Linked DNA regions of Homo sapiens: region 1 is linked to region 2. A link is a loop called in an ENCODE intact Hi-C map of the cell type or tissue named here. Cell type or tissue: lower lobe of right lung. All regions are shown on one strand. Each heading gives the region's core, and the rest is flanking DNA. Links, peaks and the distances in the headings are about the cores only. Region 1 overlaps LINC02210-CRHR1 (LINC02210-CRHR1 readthrough). Region 2 overlaps LINC02210-CRHR1 (LINC02210-CRHR1 readthrough).

What was found. Peaks named below come from ENCODE experiments on the same cell type or tissue, not always from the same donor. Only the 100,000 strongest peaks of a DNase experiment are listed, where the experiment ranks them.
Region 1: a loop joins it to region 2, with 5 times the contacts of the local background. A loop is called at or near these places in 5 of 110 quality-filtered maps.

What each region holds. Positions count from the first base shown.
Region 1 is chr17:45,735,275-45,746,037 of GRCh38, reverse strand. The region is part of intron 3 of LINC02210-CRHR1 (LINC02210-CRHR1 readthrough); the gene reads right to left. Among named protein-coding and RNA genes, the nearest start is that of CRHR1, 44 kb to the left of the region's middle. RefSeq lists an enhancer at 1-528. In lower lobe of right lung, for the core only: no CTCF peak of the experiment used is centred there; a DNase peak (open chromatin) is centred at 6,107; H3K27me3 peaks cover 1,179 bases.
Region 2 is chr17:45,669,586-45,680,348 of GRCh38, reverse strand. The region is part of intron 3 of LINC02210-CRHR1 (LINC02210-CRHR1 readthrough); the gene reads right to left. LOC105371802 (a long non-coding RNA gene) reads left to right here and starts at 9,434. Exons shown (of 3, transcript XR_002958155.2): 1 at 9,434-9,519. In lower lobe of right lung, for the core only: no CTCF peak of the experiment used is centred there; a DNase peak (open chromatin) is centred at 5,128; H3K27me3 peaks cover 611 bases.

The DNA of each region.
Region 1 (10,763 bases), core at 1,908-9,907, 65 kb before region 2:
ATCTAGAGCCTGACAATGAGTAGGTGCTCAGTTATTGTGGAATGAATGAAAGAGAAGCAAAGAACCCCACTGGGAGCTAAGAGAATGACAATGGCAGTAAAGGCCACTGTTTATCTGTGCTCAGCACTTTACACAGGCTGTTTCTTTGAAGACTTACAACAACCCTCTGGGAGAAGCACTGTTATCATTCCCGACTACATATAAAGAAACCAAAGCTCTCAGGGATTAAGACATGAACCTCAATCATGCCTGAGCTGGGATTTCAACACGTTTCTGCCCAGAACTCTAAAGCCCCAGTCCTCATCAGGATGCCGTGCCGCTTTCTTGTTGGCGAACTCTTTTCTTTGAAAGAGGCCACTGCAGCCCAGATGGCTCTGGCAGAGGCTCTGAGCTGGATGAGTTTGTAATTCACTTTGATGACAAGCAGAATGTGTCCCCACTGGCTCACCAAGGAGCCTGGGATGTCAAGGAATTCTTCTTTCTGAATCCCACTCCTCACCTGGGATGCCCCAAATCCCCCCTATTCGTTCTCAGTGGTGGCTTCCATTTAAATTGAAGCTCTTCTGCAGGACCTCGCTGACCCTTCAATCTGAAATAGCACCCCACCCACCCCACTCTCTCCATCCCCCCTACCGCTTCATCCTTCTCAGCACAAAGCATCACCTGACAATATCGTGCAGCTGTGTTTGCATTTTAACTGTCTCCTCACTTGGATGGGACCTCCATGCAGGCAAGGACATCGGCTCCTTTACTGCTCTGTCCTCAGGGCCTGGCATGTAGCGAGTGCTCATTACACACTGCCTGCATGAATGAACCCTCAGAGCATAACACATAAAATAGCACTTTTCTAAATCAGCACCCCTGTGTAGTAATCCCGTGAAAGATGGGCCTCCAGGAATTTGCTAATAAAGTAAAGGGCCAGTATCTGCCAGATGCTGACTTTCTTCTTCTTCTTCCTCTTTTTTTTTTTGAGAGAGTCTCACTTTGTTGCCCAGGCTGGAGTGCAATGATGCAATCTCAGCTCACTGCAACCTCCGCCTCCCGGGCTCAAGTGATTCTCCAGCTTCAGCCTCCCTAGTAGCTTAGATTCCAGGTGTGCACCACCACACCCAGCTAATTTTTGTATTTTTTGTGGTGACAGGGTTTCACCATGTTGGCCAGGCTGGTTTCAAACTCCTGACCTCAGGTTATCCACCCACCTCGGCCTCCCAAAGTGCTAGGATTACAGTCATGAGCCACCATGCCTGGGCCAGAGGTTGACTTTCAATAAATCACAGTGGGGCCAGGCATGGTGGCTCACACCTGTAATCCCAACACTTTGGGAAGCCAAGGCAGAAGAAGCACTTGAGCCCAAGAGTTCAAGACCAGCCTAGGCTCCGTCTCTACAAAAAGTCAAAAATTAGCTGGGCGTGGTGGCACATACCTGTGGTCTCAGCTACCTTGGGAGGCTGAGGTGGGAGGATCTCTTGAGCCCAGGAGGTTGAGGCTGCAGTGAGCCATGATTGTGCCACTGCACTTCTGCCTGGGTGGCAGAGTGAGACCCTGTCTCAAAATACAAATAAATAAATAAAGTTTAAAAAATAAATAAATCACAGCAGATCCATGTGCTCACACATTGAATGTGTACTGAGCACCTCCTTGTGCCAGGAAGTGTGTTAGACTCTGGGCATATTTCCGTGAACAAGTCATGCCCCCGCCCCAACACACCACCCAAAGAGGTTATTTTAGTGGAGGAGATGGACATTCAATAATCCCCCCAAATAGATATTGATTCTGCATTGTGCTAGTGCTGGAGCTGATCAGGGGCCTGGTAGGAAGGGGACAGGTTTGAGGCTTGCCCCCTGACAAGGACACTGGCACTGAATGGCACTCACGTGTGTCTTCCTGAGTGGCAGTAAAGGGGCCAGGGCAGCAGCTGGCATGCCCAGAGCTGTGTTCACCCCAGAGTGTGGGTTTGGCAGAGGAGCAACATCCCTCATGCCAGCTGCAGGGAGAGAGGCTTGGTAAGTGCTGGGAGAAAGCTTTTCTCCAGGAAAGGCTGACCCCCACAGGGTCGCAGGGTCTGGGGCTCTGCCTCACAGCATTAGGGGGTCTCACAAGTTACCTACAGGAACCTCACTCCACCCTCAGTCTGGGCTCCAGGAGCCCGCTTCTCTAGCTGGAAAACAAGATATGTAACAAGATCTGCTTCCCTACAGGCACTGAGAATATTAGACAGATCTGAGGGGCCGAGCCCTGTGCCTGGCTGGCAGGAGTGACCTGTGTGGGTCTCTAAATGCAGGAGTGGTGGACATTCCTGGGATGTGCAGTGGGCAGAGGTCACAGTGCAGTGAAGGGCCAATGCAAGGGCATATTAAAGGGACTGGGGTTGTTCCACCTGGAGAGCAGATGGTTCTCAATGTGCCTCAGTTTCTGAGTCTGTAAAATGGGTCACCAACCAGTTGTTTTCACACAAAGGGCAGGAAAAGAAGTGGACTTTAACTAATGAGAAAGATTTGCAGTCAGATAAGCGGAGAAATTTCTTAAACCTCAGAGAAAATAAATGTCGGGTGATATGGTTTGGCTGTGTCCCCACCCAAATCTCATCTTGAATTGTAACTCCCACAATTCCCACGTGTCATGGGAGGAACCCGGTGGGAGGTGATTGAATTATGGGGGCGGGTCTTTCCTGTGCTGTTCTCATGATAGTGAATGACTCTCATGAGATCTGATGGTTTTAAAACATGGGAGTTTGCCTGCATAAGCTCACTCTGTTTGTCTGCCACCATCCACGTAAGATGTGACTTGCTCCTCCTTGCCTTCCACAATGATTGTGAGGCTTCCCCAGCCACATAGAACTGTAAGTCCAATTAAACCTCTTTCTTTTGTAAATTGCCCGGTCTCGGGTATTTCTTTATCAGCAGCATGAAAGCAGACTAATACACTGGGTACACTGGGATAAACCAATGAGAGGAACAGGTGGAATTCCTTGGAAACAGAATTATAAAGCTGGAAGGAAAGTCATACCTCACCCCCTCCCTTAAATTTTAGAAGTGAGACTCTTAAGGGGACAGTGACCTGCCTTGGTAAGCAGGTGGTTAGTAGCAGAGAACCCAGAACTCCTGACTCTAGATCCATCTTTACCTTCTACCTTTCCCCATTATATTATCCTAGGAAAGAAACCAAAGCTCACAGAAAGGATATCTAACATCAGCCCAGATTATCGAACATTATATGCCAGGAAATGTCCTCAGCTTCTCCATAGTTTTAGGGTTAATCTTCCAAGCAATCCTATGAAGAGGGCACCTTATCTTAATAAGGAAACTGAGGCACAGAGAAGCTAAGCAACAAACTCATGGTCATTCAGCTCCTCAGGGACAGAGGGAGGATTTGTACCCTGGCCTTCTGAGTTATCTGCTGGCTCTGCAGCCTCTCCAGTCCTTAGTTCCCACCCTAGAGGGGACAAATCAGAGCTTTTCAACCTGTCTGGAACTGTTAGTCATCATGACCTCCATGGTTCAGCTTGACTGCACTAAAAGATCCTGATGGCTTCCAAAATGACAGCTATTTCCCTTTGCAGAGCTTTGCGCACTTTCTCCCACACCTTAACAGGACTCCCTTAGAGGATAGTTTCAGGCAGGACCAGCTTCATGGGAATGCCACCTGTGCAGTCAGGCAGAGCCACATGCTTAGAAGGAGTCTGCCTTTGGCCTAATGCATTCTTAATATTTCTTGAAGAAGTGCCCTGCATTTTTATGTGCACTGGGCTCTGCAAATTATGTAGCCCATCCTGATTTCAAAGTTAGCAACCTTCACCTGAAGGGGGGTGGCGGTGGTGGTGCTACTGCACTAGAAGGATGGACACCCAAGGTCTTGTTGGCAGCAGGGCACCTTGGGATGATGGGGATGCCACCTGCTTCTTCCCATTCCACTTTCCCCAGACAGAGGTGCGAGGTGAGCTTGGAGCAGGGCAGCGTTCTCATATTCACATTCTCTCTCTCTCTCTCTCTCCCTCCTTCTCCCATCTCCCCGTCTCCCCGCCTCTCCTTCCTGCAGGCTGTAAATGAACCAGACAAGGCCAGGTGGAGGTGATGCTCCTTCCGGGCCCAGAGTTGAAGACCTACCCTTAGGTTTCCTTGACAGCCTTAGTTTCTTTCTGACTCTGCTGGGCTTGCAACCAAAGGCAGCCCATCTGGCTGTGCCAGGGGTAAGAAAAGACATGATTTAGCGCCATAACAATTTTAACATCAGGCAAAACAGATGCCATGTGAGAGAGACTCAAGGTAGAACAGTACATGGCAGATAAAAGAAATGACCTAATTAGATCTCAAACATACAACCTTGAGTTTAAAAAAGGCATTTTGCTGTGTGATATGTAACTGCGCCACCCTCTGTGTAAAACAAGCCACACATACACACACACGTGCTGACACACAATATATATTTCCCATGAGCCCACGCATATATGTGAAAAAAAATTTTTAAGTGTGAAAGGATCACACCAAATTCATATAGTACTTGTTGCCTCTGAAACTGAGGTGGGTTGTCAGAGGGAAGATTATCTGTGACCATCTAACAATTTATAAAAGATAATCACTCGAGTGGTTTTCTTTTAAGCACAGATGCTCCAACTGTGGGACAAGGGAGGGTTGTCCATCCATCCCTTCCTCCCTGGGGTTCTGGTAGTGCCTAGCCCCAATGGATTGCACAGCATGCTGCAGTTGATGGAGCACCCTCGCCTCCCTTGTCTTAGGTGATGCCCAGAGCAATGCCTTGTGGGGGTAGGGCAGGTATAATTATTATTCCCATTTTACAGAGGAGGCAACAGAGTCAGAAAGGTTGAGTGACTTGCTCACACACGCAAAGCCAGTAAGCAGCAGATGGGGACTCTTTTGTCCTCCAAGCTGAGTCAGACACAGAGGGGGTGGAATGGCCGGGGCCCAAGTGCTATTTATTCCCCATGGCTATTTAGGGTTTGCAGGATATGTTTTCCCTCTAGGCAGATATAGTTTCTCCTAGACCCACTTTGAGCCTCCAAACAGACAAGGGATGTGCTAACCCTTCTCCTGAACCACAAAGGTGATGCCCTCTCTACCTGCCTTATGGTGCTGGGAGACACACTCAAACAGAAGCAGCCAAAGTAGAGACTTCTTTTCCTCTGATACCAGTCCAGCTCGCTGCCTGCCCAGACTAAAGCTTCAGGTTCCCTTGCAAGAAGAATCCCAGCCTGCCGCATCCTCTTTTCCTGATTGGTTCTCCCTCTCTGGCTCCTCTTCCTCCTTTCAGGCCACTGAGTGGCTCCTCCTCTCACCTTCCTGGCCACTGATTGGCTCCCTTTCTCAGGTTCCTCCCCCCATCTTTCTGACCCCTGATTGGCTCCCCTTCTCTGGCTCCTCCCTCCTTCCTGGACCTGCCTTTCTGTCTTCCACCAGAGGTTGCCCTAGGCTGCTGGACTTGGTGAACTTTTAGGTAAGTGGGTCTGGAGATATCAGTGACACACTGGCCATATAAAAACCGGCTGGAGCCCGTTACACAGCCAGAAGCCAGGACCCCAGGCCCACAGATGCTGATTCAATAGGTTTGTGGTGGAGCCCAGGGATCTGTAGTTTATAAAAACAAGTCCCAGGTAATGCTGACATTCAATGCAATTGAGAAATCACCCATCTAGTCCAAACCTTTAAGTCAAAAACAGGCAAACCCAGGCCTAAAAAGGCTAAATTACTTGTCCAAGGCCACACAGCTAATCAACTGAAACTGAATATTGGGCAGCTCCTGGTCCCCACATGACACCTCTCCCCACCCCGCAGATACACACACACACCTCACGCACCTCCTCCAGATTTGACTGGCTCGGCTTCTGTCCTGAGGCCTGACTAAGATCTGGTCCCTTTACTTCTAGGCCACAGGACCCAAAGTCCAGGCCAGAGCAGTCCCTGTGGAACAGGAGCGGGACAGCAATTTCTTGGTGAAAGGTGTTACACCGCAGGGGCTAAGGCCTGGCATTATTCTGCTGCCTGGGTGGAGCCCAGGTCACACACCAAGCAGTGAGGAAACCTGAGCTGCCCCTCCCTGTTCCCAACTGTCCCAGGAGGCCCCAGGGGCCTGGTCCCACAGCCACTCTCCCCAAGATTCAGGTGTCACATAACTGGGCCCCAAGCCAGGCCTCTGGTTCTCAGGCAACTCTCCCCCTCCCTGGGGCCTGCAGGAATCTCAAGAGATTGCAGTTTCCTCTGTTAGAAATGGCTGGAAACCTTAGGAGGGCAGAGGGAGGGTGCTGAGGCAGCAGGACCCCCTCCTGGGCCCCAAGTGATCCTTTCCCACTACCAACAAGCCCTGAGCAGACGAAGTGTTCCAGGTCCTGCCACTGTGGACTGCTGCCACTTGGACCCTTCACTGCCAACCCTGTGCCCCCACTACTCCTTCTGCCTTGGCCCTTGTCCTGATTCTGCTCAACACACTTGTCACACCTTCCCAAAAACTGCAGTTCTGAAGTTCGTAGTGTGCAGGGGAATTATGAGAGCCAGCCCTTCTGCTTCTGGAAAATTGCTATTGTGACTATACCCACTCTTCTCTGGCACTCAGGAAGGGGAGACAGCAGAGATAGAAAGAAGGGCTCTGAAAGTCTGAGGTACAATATCAAGTACCAGCTGAACAAAGCTGGAACTCGCACACATTGCTTGGTAATGCAAAATGACGCACAGTTTTGAAAACAATTTGGCAGTTTCTTATAAAGTTGAACATGTACTCACCATACAAATTAGCAATGCCAGTCATAGGTATTTGAGTAGCATTTCGTTTCCCAAGGGAAACGAAAACCATTTACATACAAAGACCTGTTTGTGAATGTTTATACAGACTTCATTTATAATCACCAAAAACAGGGAACTCCCCAAATGTCCTTCAGCTGGTAAATGGATAAATAAACTGGTACATCCATACAATGTATAAATGGCTGCTCAGTTTGTTTATCCATTTACCAGTTGTCCACCACATTAACATGATTATATCAATTGATGCTGAAAAGTCAACACCCATTAAACAACAATTCAATACTCATCCATTATAAAATTCAAAGAAAAATTGGAATAGAACTTTCTCAACTTGATGAAAAGCATCAACGAGAACCCTACAGCTAACATTATACTTAATGGTGAAAGACTGAATGCTTTTGCCTTAGATGAAAACAAAGCAAAAATGTCTGCTGTCACCACTTTTATATGACATAGTGCTGTGAAAGTTTTAGCCAGTGCAATAAGGCAAGAAATTAAAAGGCATACAGATTAAAAAGGAAGAAATAAAAACTGTTCCTATTTGAAAAGAACATGATTGCTTTTGTAGAAGTTCCCAAGGGATATACAAAATATTAGTACTAGTAAGTGAATTCAGCAAGGTCACAGAATACGAGATAAACATACAAAAATCTGTTGTATTCCTATGTACTAGAAATGAACACCTGGATATCAAAATTAAAAATACAATACCATGTGCAACTACAAAAAGAAAAAGAAGAGATACTTAAGTGTAAATCTACAGGATTTGTATGCTGAAAACTACAAAAAGAAGATTAAACAAGTCAAAGAACAGCTAAATAAATGGAGAGATGTATTATGTTCATGGATTGAAAGATTCAACATAGTAAAGATGTTGACTTACTCCGCAAAAGGATATATGAGTTTAATGCAATTCCTTTTAAAATCTTGCAAAAGTTTTTGTAGCTATACACAATATTACTCTAAAATTTATGTGGAAAGACAAAGGAACTAGAATAGCTATCTTAGTCTGTTTTGTGTTGCTATAAAGAAATACTAGAGGCTGGGTAATTTTTAAAGAAAAATGGTTTATTTGGCTCATGATTCTCATGGCTACAAGTTCAAGATTAGGCATCTGCATCCGACGAGGGCCTCAGGCTACTTCTGCTCATAGCAGAAGGCAAAAGGGAGCCAGAGTGTGCAGAGATGGCATTGTGAGAGAGAGGAGGAAAAGGAGGGTGTGCTAGGCTCTTTTAACAACCAGCTCTCACAGGAATTAATTGAATGAGAACTCACTCACTCCAGAGAAGGCCATTAATCTATTCATGAGAGATCCACCTCTATGACCAAAACACCCATTAGGCCCCACCTCCAACATTGAGAATTAAATTTCAACATGAGATTTAGATGAGACAAACATCCAAACCATAGGAATAGCAATTTTGGAAAAAAAAAAGAATAAATTGGGAGGAATCAGTCCATCTCATATCAAGCTACAGTAATCACTGTATAGCTACAGTAAGACTGAATGTTATTGGCATACAAGATACAAGATAACTTACAAGACTGTATGTTATTGGCAGAGAGATATACATCAATGGAACAGAATGGAGAAACCAGAAATAGACCCACACAAATATGCCCAACTAATTTTTGACAAACGTACAAAACTAATTCAATGGAGGAAAATAGCCTTTTCAACAAATGGTGCTAAAAAAAAAAAAAGCCTCTAAGTCTTACGTACGCCTTATACTAAAATTAACTCAAAATGGATCATTAACTTAAATGTAGAACATAAAACTATAAAACTTCTGAAAAAACAGGAGGAAGTCTTCAGGATGTAGGTCTATGCAAAGAGTTCTTAGGTTCAACACCCAAAGCATCACCCATAAAAGGAAAAATTAATAAATTGGACTTCATCACAAAAGCTTCTGTTTTGTGAAAGGCCCATTAAAAAGCATTAAAAAGATGAAAAAAAGCTACATACTGGGAAAAATATTTGCAAACCATATATCCAACAAAGAACTAGTATGTAGAATATATAAAGAACACTCAAAACTCAGCAGTCAGAAAACGAACAATCCAATTAGAAAATAGGTAAGAGACATAAAGACATATTTCACCAAAGAAGACATCATATGGCAAATAGCACATAAAAAGATGCTCATTGTTCATCATTAAGGGAATGCAAGTTACAATCACAATGAGAATCACTATGTACCTATCAGGATGGCTAACATAAAACAGTAATAATACTAAATGCTGACAAGGATTCAGAGAAACTGAGTCACTCATACATTGCTGGTGGGAATGTAAAATGGTACAGGCACCGTGGAAAACAGTTTGGCAGTTTCTTTCAAAAACTAAACATACAACTACTGTACAACCCAGCAATTGTACTTCTGGGCATTTATCCCAGAGAAATGAAGACTTGTATATAAATGTTTATAGATGCTTTATTTATTTGTATTAGCCCCAGACTGAAAATGATCCACTTGTCCTTCAACACAGAAATGATTAAATAAACTGGGGTATATCCTACCATGATCTAATACTCAGTGACACTGTTAGGCTTTGTGTCCCCATCCAAATTTCATCTTAAATTGTAATCCCGAGGTATTGAGGAAGAGAACTGGTAGGAGGTGATTGGATCACAGGGACAGTTTCCCCTATGCTTCTCTCATGATAGTGAGTTCTCACGAGATCTAATGGTTTTATAAGACAGTTTTCCCTGCACTTGCTCACTGTCTCTCACCTGCTGCCGTGTAATATGTGCCTGCTCCCCCTTCTGCCAAGATTGTAAGTTTCCTGAGGCCTCCCCAGCCATGTGGAACTGTGAGTCAATTAAACCTCATTTGTTTATAAATTACCCAGTCTCGGGTAGTAGCTTTATAGCAGTGTGAGAATGGATTAATACAGTCAGAAAGAACTACTGATACACAAAACAACCTGGATGAATCTCCAGAGAATTATGCTGAGTGAGAAAAGCCAATCCCCCAAAGTTACATATGATTCCATTTATATAACATTCTGGAAATGACAACATTATGGAAATGGATAACAGATCAGTGGTTGCCATCAGTTAAGGAGAAGATAGGGATGGGAGGGAAGTAGATATGGCTATAAAAGGGCAACATGAAGATCCTCATGGTGATAGAAACGTTCTGTATCCTGACTGTGTTAACATCAATATCTTGGTTGTAATATTATAGTTTTGCAAGTTGCTATCATGGGAAACTGAGTAGAGGATTCCCCAATTACCTCAAAATTTAAAATTTTAGGTAAGAAAATTTAAACTTTGAAGACAGAAAAAAGATAAAACGCTGCTGCTTCTCCAAGATAAAATAAGAATGGCCATGGCTTCCCGACAATCACCTGGACTTACCTGAAACAGACTCATTGAATCAGGAGAATTGGCTTCCAGGTTCTACAGCCTCTCTTCCTCCCTCCAACACGAGTAAGCCCTCTGTAGTCTCTCCTCCTTTCCCCCACCAAAATGTAAAAAAGCTGATAAAGCACTAATACTAATCATAAATAATTGTTCAGACAGTGAGTGCATACTCACAAAGGGATGTGCATTTTAATGGGAACAAGTCATAGTAAGCTAAAAAATGAACCACCAATAGTGAAATTGCTGATACAGCAGGCAGAGGTAGGAAGACATTTAAGATGGCTGGAAAAGGAAGAACTTCCTTGAACTCTGAAAATCCATCAGGCCTGCAGGCTGGGTTGATTCATCAGGCCAGCTGTGCCCAATAGGTAGAGTGGAGAGATTTAAACACCAGGGTAGGGGACAGGAAATGGCAGAATGAAGATATCAGTAGTGTAGTGCTCCAGGATTGGATGGGAATGATTAGAAAGAAAGAGAATTGAGATTTGAAAGGTAAAAGATATTTATTCATTTGCCTAGGACGTTTCACCACTTTAAAAATTAATTAAATTTGTTAGAGATGACATCTCACTATGTTGCTGTATTAGTCTGTTTTCATACTGCTATAAAGAACTGCCCAAGACTGGGTAATTTATAAAGGAAAG
Region 2 (10,763 bases), core at 1,156-9,155:
CTGACCTACCCTGGGGCACCCTACAGGGCAAAGGCTATGAGAGCAGGGTTCACACACCTTACTTAGAGAATCCAGGGCCAGAGAGCACCAGGTTCAACCTTCTCATCAATATGCATGCAGTCGGCTCAAGTTCTATGCAAGCCCCAAAAGCGGTGGGTCTTGCCCAAAAATCACTGAGATCATCAAGACAGCATCAAGAGTGGGAAAGTATGGACCAGAGCAGACAGACTGGGCTCAAATCCTGGCTGTGCCACCGATGAGCTCGGCAACCTTGGTCACATGACCTGACCTATCTGAGCCCCAGTTTCCTGACATGGACAACAGGGGTAATAGCACTAACAGTAAATGGAAGGACACACATCCAAGCACTGCACTCCATCCTGACAAATGCTGGTTCTCTGTCCAGGTCTTTGGGTACCACGCCTGCCTCAGTCCTCTCACCTACCCACTCAGCTTGTCGATGAAGGCTGTGGCTCCTGACTTGTGTATTAGTTTCCCATCATTGCATTTAAAAAATGACCCACAACTTAGTAGCTTAAAACAACAAACGTTTGGTATCTCACAGCTTCTGTGAATCAGAGATTCAGCAGCAGCTTGGCTGGGTGGTTCTGGCTTAGGGTCTCTAATGAGGTTGCAGACAAAACATTGGCCTGGGCTGCAGTTCTCCGAAGGCTTGACTGGGGATGGTGGTTCGGCTTCCAAGATGGCTTATTCCCACAGCTCTTGGCAAAAGGCCTCGTTTCTTTGCTAGCTATTGGCAGGAGGCTTCAGTTTCTCACCATCTCTCCACTGGGTTGCTTGAGTATCCTCACAACATGGCAGCTGGCTTTCCCTTGCAGTGAGTAATCCAGGAAAGAGAAGGAAGCCATGGTGCCTTTCATGACCTAGTCTCAGAAGTCACATATTCTTGTTTCTACTTTCTGCATTAGAAGGAAGTCACTGAGTCCACCCACACTCAAGGAGAGGAAAATTAGGCTCTGCCACTTCAGGAAGGAGGCTCAACGAATTTTTAGACATATTATGAAACCATCACAACTTGAAACAAATGTCCTCTCCAGTGACTTTTGGCTTTTCTTACATAGAACAGAAACAAATGGGCTAGGGACCCTTGGCAAATGGGGAGCCCTGAGTGTTGGCGTGTCTGGCTGAAGTGAGGCTAAGATAGCCATAGATCTGAGGACACTGCCAAGGTCTCCATGATCCTCAGCGAACAGCCCCTGGAGGATAAGGCAGGACTGGCCAGGGGCAAGGGTGGGCGGGGTGGGGGATGCAGGCACACCACACCATCCTGCAGCCCCATTCTAATGGCCTGAGTTGGGCTTGGAGGGGAATGAGCCGCCAAACCCACAAGACTCATCCAAGAGGCGGGGGGCAATTGTAACAATTTGGGGCACAGCTAAGACAGTCAGTCGGGGTTTGAACCTTAAGTGGGGGAGAATCCTGGCACCCATTGGGAGGTCTCTGTGTGCCAGTATTTCCCATTATCCCAGATGATGAGAGTCACCTGCAGTGCTTGTTAAAGGGCCCCAGCTCTTTTTTGTTTTTTTGAGATGGAGTGTCACTCTGTCACCCAGGCTGGAGTGCAGTGGTGCAATCTCGGCTCACTGCAACCTCTGCCTCCCAGGTTCAACCTCCCGAGTAGCTGGGATTACAGGCGCCCACCACCACGCCCAGCTAATTTTTGTATTTTTAGTAGAGATGGGGTTTCACCATGTTGGCCATGCTGGTCTTCAACTCCTGATCTCAGGTGATCCACCTGCCTCAGCCTCCCAAAGTGCTGAGATTACAGGCATTAGCCACTGCATCTGGTAAAGGGCCCCAGCTCTAACCGACTGCTTCCTAATTTTTTACAGCAGCGGACAGGTGATCCAGAAAGTTAGCAAGTGCCCTGGGATTCTTATGCTCATTTGATAGGAGAAATGATCTGATAGGAAAAAGGACATTTGGGAAGTATCATAGGGCTAACGGGAAGGAGGACAAGCCAGTGAGAACCACAGCTGGCTTCTGTGATCTGTAAAATGGGAACAACCAGGACTACCTTGATTGCCTAAAAGCAAAAGCCTTGAACAAATGGCTTCTTGGGGTTCCTTTCAGCTTTGGACCAGAGCAGAGAAATGAGGAAGATTTTAGCAACTGGAATTTTAGCCCCAGGAAACTCCCTTAGGGAAAGAGATGGCAGTTAAGGCAGAGGAAGCAGGTATCCCCATCTTTCCCCTAGGTGCTGAGACACATCTGAGGAGTTGGTGTCTTGGGGCCCTCTAGAGCCCCCCGGGGCTGCCTACCCACTCAGTAGCCTTGGCAGAAGAAAATGTGTCAGCTGGGCTTGGCAGCTCTCCCAGCACCAGCCCAAGATGCTCTGAACAGAAATAAAATCTGCCTTCTCACTCCAGAGGATGGGCTCTCCTGCTCCCTATGAGTCAGCCCCACACGTGCAAACCCAGAATAAGCTGGGTGGACAGATGGAGGGAAGAAGGGAGGGGAACCTGATGCAGGCTGTGGGGCAAGCTGGCAAATCCAAGGGCTTTGCTGGCAGGGAGATCTGGGTTCGAGTCCTGCCTCTACCACCTCCTGGCTCTGTGATCTTGAGCAAGTTGCATGGCCCCAGTTTCTTCATCTGTAAAATGGGAATAAAAATACCACCACGGGCCCAGGCGCAGTGGCTCACGCCTGTAATTCCTGCACTTTGGGAGGCCAAGGAGGGTGGATCACCTGAGGTCGGGAGTTCGAGACCAGCCTGACCAACACAGAGAACCCTCGTCTCTGCTAAAAAAAAAAAAAAAAATTAGCCAGGCGTGGTGGCGCATGTCTGTAATCTCAGCTATTTGGAAGGCTGAGGCAAGAGAATCGCTTGAACCCGGGAGGCAAAGGTAGTGGTGAGCCAAGATTGCACCATTGCACTCCAGCCTGGGCAACAAGAGCAAAACTCCGTCTCAAAAAAAAAAAAAAAAAAAAAAAAAAAAAAGGCCACCATTGCAGTTATGAAGAGAAGACAGCAGAGCTTAGCTCTGGAGCCAAACTTCCTGAATTGACTCCTGGCTCAACCACTTACCACCTGTGTAACCATGTGCAGGTCACCTAACTTCTTAAAGCCTCAGCTCCCCATCTGTAAAATGGAGGTAATTACAGTGCCTACCCTCCGGGTTGCCGTGAGGATTTAATGCATTAATTCATATAAAGCATTTAGAATACTAAAGGATCTGAGCACCTGATAATCTTGGTATTCATGGGGGTCCTGGAACAAATCTCCCACAGATACTGGGGGACAACTGTACTACCAGGCACACTGTCAACGCTAAGTGCTCACTGTATAAAGGAAGGCTTGGCAGCACCCAGGGACTGCTCTTTGTCACCCTATAGCATTCCCTTCCCTCCAGAAGGCTGTGCACCTACCAGGTGCTGGATGGAGCTGGGGAGGAAAAGGCGGGGAAGGGAACTGGCCTTCACTGAATCTTGGTGACATGCCACTGTGCCAGGTGCTTCTACATCCAAGTCCTCCTCCTGCTCTCTCCCCTCCCTCCTTCCTCTCCTGGTTTGTTTCCATTCCACACTCCTTCACCCGCACAGGTCATCCCCCCAACCCCGTATTGCAACACTCCTAACCAGAGATCGGTTAGTCGACAAACTTGAACTGAGGTCCTCCCTAATCACAAAGCCCCATAGAGAGTTTCTAGGAAGGAGCCAGGGTGCCAGGGGGTTGGGGGATAAGACAAAGGAAAAAACCAAAACCCAGATCTCAGGGAGCACTGGGTGCCCCACCTTGGAGAAGCAGGTGTGGTTGGAAGCCAGGTGGCAAGCCAGCTTTAACCACACCAGTGATAACGCCGCTCTAGGCCAGTGCTTTGCAATACTCTGGAATCAGCAGGCAGCTTTAAAAGTTCTGGTTCCACCCCTAGAGAGTCCAAGGTAATGGCCCTGAGATATGGCCCAGGCATTAGGAGTTTTTAAAACTCTCCAGGTGATGCTCAGATGCAGCCAGGGCTGAGAGGTAGGACCCCATAACAGTGATGATGCTTAAACCGCAGCATGCATACGAATCACCTGGAGGACTTGTTAAAACACACATCACTGGGTCTCAACCCCAGAGTTTCTAATTCAGTAGGGCCTTGGCACTCACCGCAAAAGCTGTACTTCTGTTTCCAAATGACCCTGATACTGCTAGTTCCCTGGGAGTATACTTTGAGAACCACCCTCCTAGGATGGTGATCAACAAACTACAGCCCTTGAACCAAAAATCCAGCCTGTTTTGTAAATAAAGTTTTATTAAAACACAGCCATGCCCACTGATTTACATATTGTCTATGTCTACTGTCACAATACAAGAGTTGAGTAGTCAGGACAGAGACCACGTGCCTTGCATGGTCTAAAATACAATCGAGCTCTTTACAGAAAAAGATTGCTGACCCCAATTCCAGAAACCTGTGAAGCCACAGATAGCAGGATCCTGAGTCCCTGAGTGACTGCCTGGAGCAGAGCTTTCCTACTGACCTGGAGATGTTTTATGAGGAAGAAATAACTGTCAACATTCTTTAAAGCAGTGTATTTTGAGGCCTCTTTATTACATGGCTCAGCCTCTGCTACATTCCTAATCCTGGCTCCAGCATATCCTGGCTATCCTTATAACCTCTTGAGCCTCAGTTTGCCCATGTGAAAAATGTGAATAATATTGACCCTATGGGTTATTGGAAGGATTAAATAAAATATAAAACCCTGGCAATAGATCTTAGTTTTCTTATTGCTGCTCCCTTTGAGGGTGGGGGAAGGAAATCATTTCTGTTCCCCAAGAAGTCCCAGTTGGCTGGGGGAAAGCAGGTGACCATCTTTGTCACCCTACAGCATTCACTTCTGACCCTATGACATGTCACAATCTGACATGCCAGAGAAAGTTGCTAAACCTCTAGATGCTTGTTTTGCTCCTAAGCCAAAACACACTTCGTTTCCCCACTCCCATCCCCTGTTCCAAATTAATCCAGTTTTCTTTTATTTGGAGGCTGCCATAGCTGTTCACTTACACAAGTGTCCTTTTCAACTCCGTGAGCCAATCTTGGAGCTACTTTAAAATAACAGTTTCTCTAGGTGTGGAAGCCTCTGGCTGGGCTAGAGGGTGAGGCAACCGGCTTAAGTGGCCGCCCACGGCTGGGGAGGGAAGGAGCTAAAGGAGAGCACTCTAAACCAAGGTCAGTAATTATATGGTTTCTACTTGGCTCGCTTAGTGCCAGCTGTGGAGTGAGGTTGCCACTCGCCTCTACTGGTAGAGAGTGGGTCGCTTGGTTTAAAAGCATGTCTTCATCATCTGCTGAATGTCAAATACTGTGTTAAGGAGCTGGGGAGGAAGGCAGGGGAAGGGACACATAAGAAACAGACCTAGAAATGTCACCATCACCAGCACTTTACAGGAGGCAGCTAGAAAGAGGCCAAGAAGGCCAGGTGTGGTGGCTCATGCCTGTAATCCCAGCACTTTGGGAGGCCGAGGCGGGTTGATCACCTGAGGTCAGGAGTTCGAGACCAGCCTGGCCAACATGGTGAAGCCCTGTCTCTACTAAAAATACAAAAATTAGCTAGGCATGGTGGCGCGCACCTATAATCCCAGCTACTCGGGAGGCTGAGGCAGGAGAATCATTTGAACCCAGGAGGTGGAGTTGTAGTGAGCCAAGATTGTGCCACTGCACTCCAGCCTAGGTGACAGCGTAAGACTCCACCAAAAAAAAAAAAAAAAAAAAAAGAGAGAGAGAAAAAGAAGAGGAGAGGAGAGGAGAAAAGAGGCCAAGAAGCCACCAGGTCTAAAGGCTCAGGGGTGTCAGGGTCCCTGCATTAGAGCCCCTTCCACACCTGGCTGATCACCCAGTCACCTGGAGAGTTTATAAAATATGCAGGTTCCCAGGTCTACCCAGGCCCATAGAAGCAGATTCTCCACAGTTGTAAGCAAGCTCCTTGGGTGACTCTCATGGTGCCTGGCACTGGCCTTAGAATAGACTTTGAGGCAACACTACGTGAGATGTAATAAGAAGAAGGACTTTGACATTCACAGATCTGGGTTTAGATTCCAGGTCCAGGGCACAAAAAGGACCAAGCATAAAAGTAAAAATGGATAAGCTGTACTATATCAAGATAAAAAAAAACTCTGCTCTTCAAGACATACCATTAAGAAAATGAAGAAGGCTATAGGCTGATAGAAACTATCTGCAAAAACTAGAGATACCATTTGACCCAGCAATCCCATTACTGGGTATATACACAAAGATTATAAATCATGCTACTATAAAGACACATGCACACGTATGTTTATTGTGACACTATACACAATAGCAAATACTTGGAACCAACCCAAATGTCCATCAATGATAGACTGGATTAAGAAAATGTGGCACATATACACCATGGAATACTATGCAGCCATAAAAAAGGATGAATTCATGTCCTTTGTAGGGACATGGATGAAGTTGGAAACCATCATTCTCAGCAAACTATCGCGAGGACAGAAAACCAAACACAGCTTGTTCTCACTCATAGGTGGGAACTGAACAATGAGAACACTTGGACACAGGGTGGGGAACATCACACACCGGGGCCTGTCATGGGGTCGGGGGAGGGGGGATGGATAGCATTAGGAGATATATCTAATGTAAATGACGAGTTAATGGGTGCAGCACACCAACATGGCACATGTATACGTACATAACAAACCTGCACATTGTGCACATGTACCCTAGAACTTAAAGTATAATTTAAAAAAATATAAAAAAAAGAAACTATCTGCAAAACGTATATCTGATAAAGGACTAGTATCCAGAAAATTAAAAAAAAAACGCTCTCAAAACTCAATAGCAAGCCAATAAACAACCAGTAAACAACCAATTTTTTTAATGGACAAAAAATTTGAACAAGTATGAACTAAACAAGATGGCAAATAAGGACATAGAAGATGCCCAACAATATTAGACATTAGGAAAATACAAATTAAAGCTACAAGATACCACCTAACACCTATGAGAACGGCTTAAATCAAACCCCGGGTCTACTGATTACTATCTGTAAAACCTCAGGCAAAGTACTTGACCACCCTGTGCCTCAGTTTACACAGTTGTAAGACAGGGATAATGCCTACTCCGTGGGGTTGTCAAAAATTTTTAAAGTAATGTATCAAGAGTGTGCATCACTAGGTGCCTTCGGTTTCCATCTTTCCTTTGCCCCACCTTTTCTCCTATACAAGGGACCTGAATCATTTACTCAAGTTTTTTTACTCTGCAATACTTCACCATCTAAAGCCTAATTATCTTGTTTCTATTTCATAGGAAAAGAGACTGTTGAAGGTAGGCCCAGTGATGGCAGGGAGGAAGAACAGCAAAAGATATCCACAATGTACCCACTCTCTCGTTCGCTCCTTTCTTCATTCATTCATTCATTCACTCATTCACTCATTCATTCACTCATTCATTCATCATGACGTACCTGATGCCTTCAGACACTGCACTAGGATCATAGAGATGAAGGAGCCCCAGTCCTTTCCCTCAGGGACCCCTCGTTCCTGAGGGAAGACAGAAACATCCTCTTAGCCTGGTCTCTCTCAGTTGAGTAACAGACCCAGTTCACCCCAGCTCCAGGAAAGTTAGACCTCATGTGGCTGGGAAAGCTGGGACTCATAGACCCAAGGAAGCAACCAGAGCCTCAGGTGCTCAAAACCCCAAGACGCTCCCCTAGTCTCTCACGCCTGCTTGTCTCTTCTTTCGCAGGGGTCTCACCCTCTCTCGCACATCCCAGATCCCGCCGCCTCCACGTGCTGGGCACCACCTGCAGCCTACGCAGTGCCTACACGTGAGCAGCTCGTGTTTGCCCAGGGGAGGATTCTGATTGGCCCTGCTTGGGGACACACTCTATCTTTTGGCCAATCACCTTCACGGGGATGGCAGTCACGTGCGATCTGAGCGTGCAGCTCCCAGGAAGCAGGGCCAGAGACAACTTGGATGCAGGTGGTTAACCGGGGAGGCAACCATGTGAAGCAATCAGGGGGTGAGGAGGGTTAATGAGGTGGTTCTTAAGTGGGCCTGAAGCGGTGTGGAGTACACATCAGAATCGACTCCCTGAAGGCCGGGAGGCTGAAGCACCTATCCCCCTCCTCTTGCCTCCCACTTCCTCCTCCCACCATTGCCATTCCAGGTTGCACCTGTGCAAGGACTGAGCCGAAAAGGCACAGTGAGGGGCAGCTGCTGGAGCTGGGGTTGGAAGAGGGCCAAGGGGTGAGATGCCAGGCACAAAAGCCTCTGCTCCTGTGGCCAGGAAAGCAAAATGATGAAGAAGAGGGTGGGAAAGCTGGGCGTGGTGGCGCGTGCTTGTGGTCCCAGCTACTCGAGAGGCTGAGGCAGGAGGATTGCTTGAACTCAGGAGTTCGAGACCAGCCTGGTCAACATAAGAAAACCCAGTCTCAAAAAAAAAAGGGCAGGGGCGGGAACACTTTCTGGACACAACCCGGTTGTGGGGATGCTCCCACAATCTTGCAGCCCCTCTACCAACAGTTATAATACAATGCCCTTAGGGAGCTGCCTGGCCCAGGCCAGGGTCAGCAGAGCCAAGATCAGTTTTCTTCAAACCACCCTATTCATTCCCTCCCCTACCCTCCAAGGGCTGCCTATGGTATTCTCACCTTCACGAGTTCAGCAGGGCAAGGGGGCTACTCCACCCTGGCTCTTAGGCCCTGAGCAGTGATGGCAGAAAACCCATCCCAGTGCCACTCTTCCCATTCTCGCACAGAGAAATGTTAAAGAAACACATTCCTGCCAGATACTGAACTTTTCTCCTTTCCACTTTGCCACTGCCCCACAGCAGGGGAGATAAACTTCTCTGCCATTGCCAAGAGAAGCAGACACTCAGAACGGTGAAGCAGGGTCCCCATGGCCGAGTCTAGTTGGAGGTGAGGCCAGCTGGACTTCCTGGGTAGAGTGGGGACTTGGGGAACTTTCCTGTCTGACAAGAGGATTGTAAAATGCACCAATCGGCTGGGCGTGGTGGCTTACGCCTGTAATCCCAGCACTTTGGGAGGCCAAGGCGGGCGGATCACGAGGTCAGGAGATCGAGACCATCCTGGCTAACACGGTGAAACCCCATCTCTACTAAAAATACAAAAAATTAGCCGGGTGTGGTGGCGGGCGCCTGTAGTCCCAGCTACTTGGGAAGCTGAGGCAGGAGAATGGCCTGAACCCGGTGGGCGGAGCTTGCAGTGAGCCGAGATTGCGCCACTGCACTCCAGCTTGGGCGACAGAGCAAGACTCCATCTCAAAAAAGAAAAACGCACCAATCAGCGCTCTGTAAAATGAGCCAATCAACGCTCTGTAAAATGCACCAATCAGCAGGATTCTAAAAGTAGCCAATTGCGGGGAGGATTGAAAAAAGGGCACTCTGATAGGACAGAAACAGAACATGGGAGGGGACAATCAGGGAATAAAGCTAGCCACCCCCTAAGCCCACCCAACCTCAGCCAGCAGGCAACCTCCTGGGTCCCTGTTCCATGCTGTGGAAGCTTTGTTGAAGGTTTGTTCTTTCGCTTTTCACAATAAATCTTGCTGCTGCTGGCTCTTTGGGTCCGTGCCATCTTTAAGAGCTGTAACACTCATGCGAAGGTCCGTGGCTCCATTCCTGAAGTTGGTGAGACCACGAACCCACCGGAAGGAACCAACTCCGTACACACTAGGGCTGCCTTCAGCCTGGTCGAAAAAGCCAAGGTGGGCTGTGTCTGTGTGACTTGAAGCCAACCTGGCAGGGATGGACCTTAAAAGAATAGGATCCAGGAAGGAGGGGATGCTGCTTACCTAGTTCTGCCCTCCTGGGCGTCAGAATCTTGGCTCTCGGAAGTCAGGTTCGGCCCCCTGGCTCAGGTAGCTGTAATACCTACACATGTTCTTGAACTTGGACTTTATGAAAAGTACAAATGATTGATGTTTTAATGACTTAGCCCTCACAGACTCAAAATGAGAGCTCAATGTAATTAAACTATATGGAAAATATTTTGATTATCCTTATCAGGCAATACTTAATAGTATCCACGATGTGCCAGACTTTCTAAGGACTTATTGAATCATTAGACCTTTTGAGGGTAGATAGAATTATCTCCGTTTTACAGATGGAGAAACTAAGGTCCAGCAAGGCTAGATAACTTGCCTGAGGGAACAGAGCTAGTAAATGGCAGAGCTCGTTACCAATGCCTTAAACTTTCTCGCAACTCAGGCATAATTAACAAGCACACAGCTAGTAAAAAACCTATTATCAGGAATGGCTAAGAGGATGCCCGGCTCTTTCCCTGATTGAATTGGAGTTTGTTCCTTATTTGGGGGAGCTTGGACCTCCTCAGGGGGCCCCAAGGTCTTTGTGCTGCACAGGAGGTTTGGGGTTTGGCACTGTCTCTAAGCCCTTTGTTGCTCATTCTCTGTCTGCAGTTGCTTCAAGTTCACCTGAGCACTGGTTCTTTAGCAACAGCATTCCCAAGGAGGTTTTTGCCCTCTGAGATGTAGTATGCAGGATGCCAGGTTCTGATGGATGCCAGGGCATGGCCTCCTTCTTGATGTACAGGCTCAGCGCCCTGACCTGGGCACTCTGTAATTATGCTACCCTCGTGATGCCCTGTGCCTGTCCTCCCTGTTCTCACGAGGTGAGCATGGGAGGGGACTGACCCACTTTTCTGGACAGCAAGAGTAGCTTCCTGATTGAAACAGATTCTCTACTGGACAAAAAAATGTGAATGTCTTGACCCCTTCTGGGGAACATCATTGATTATCCGC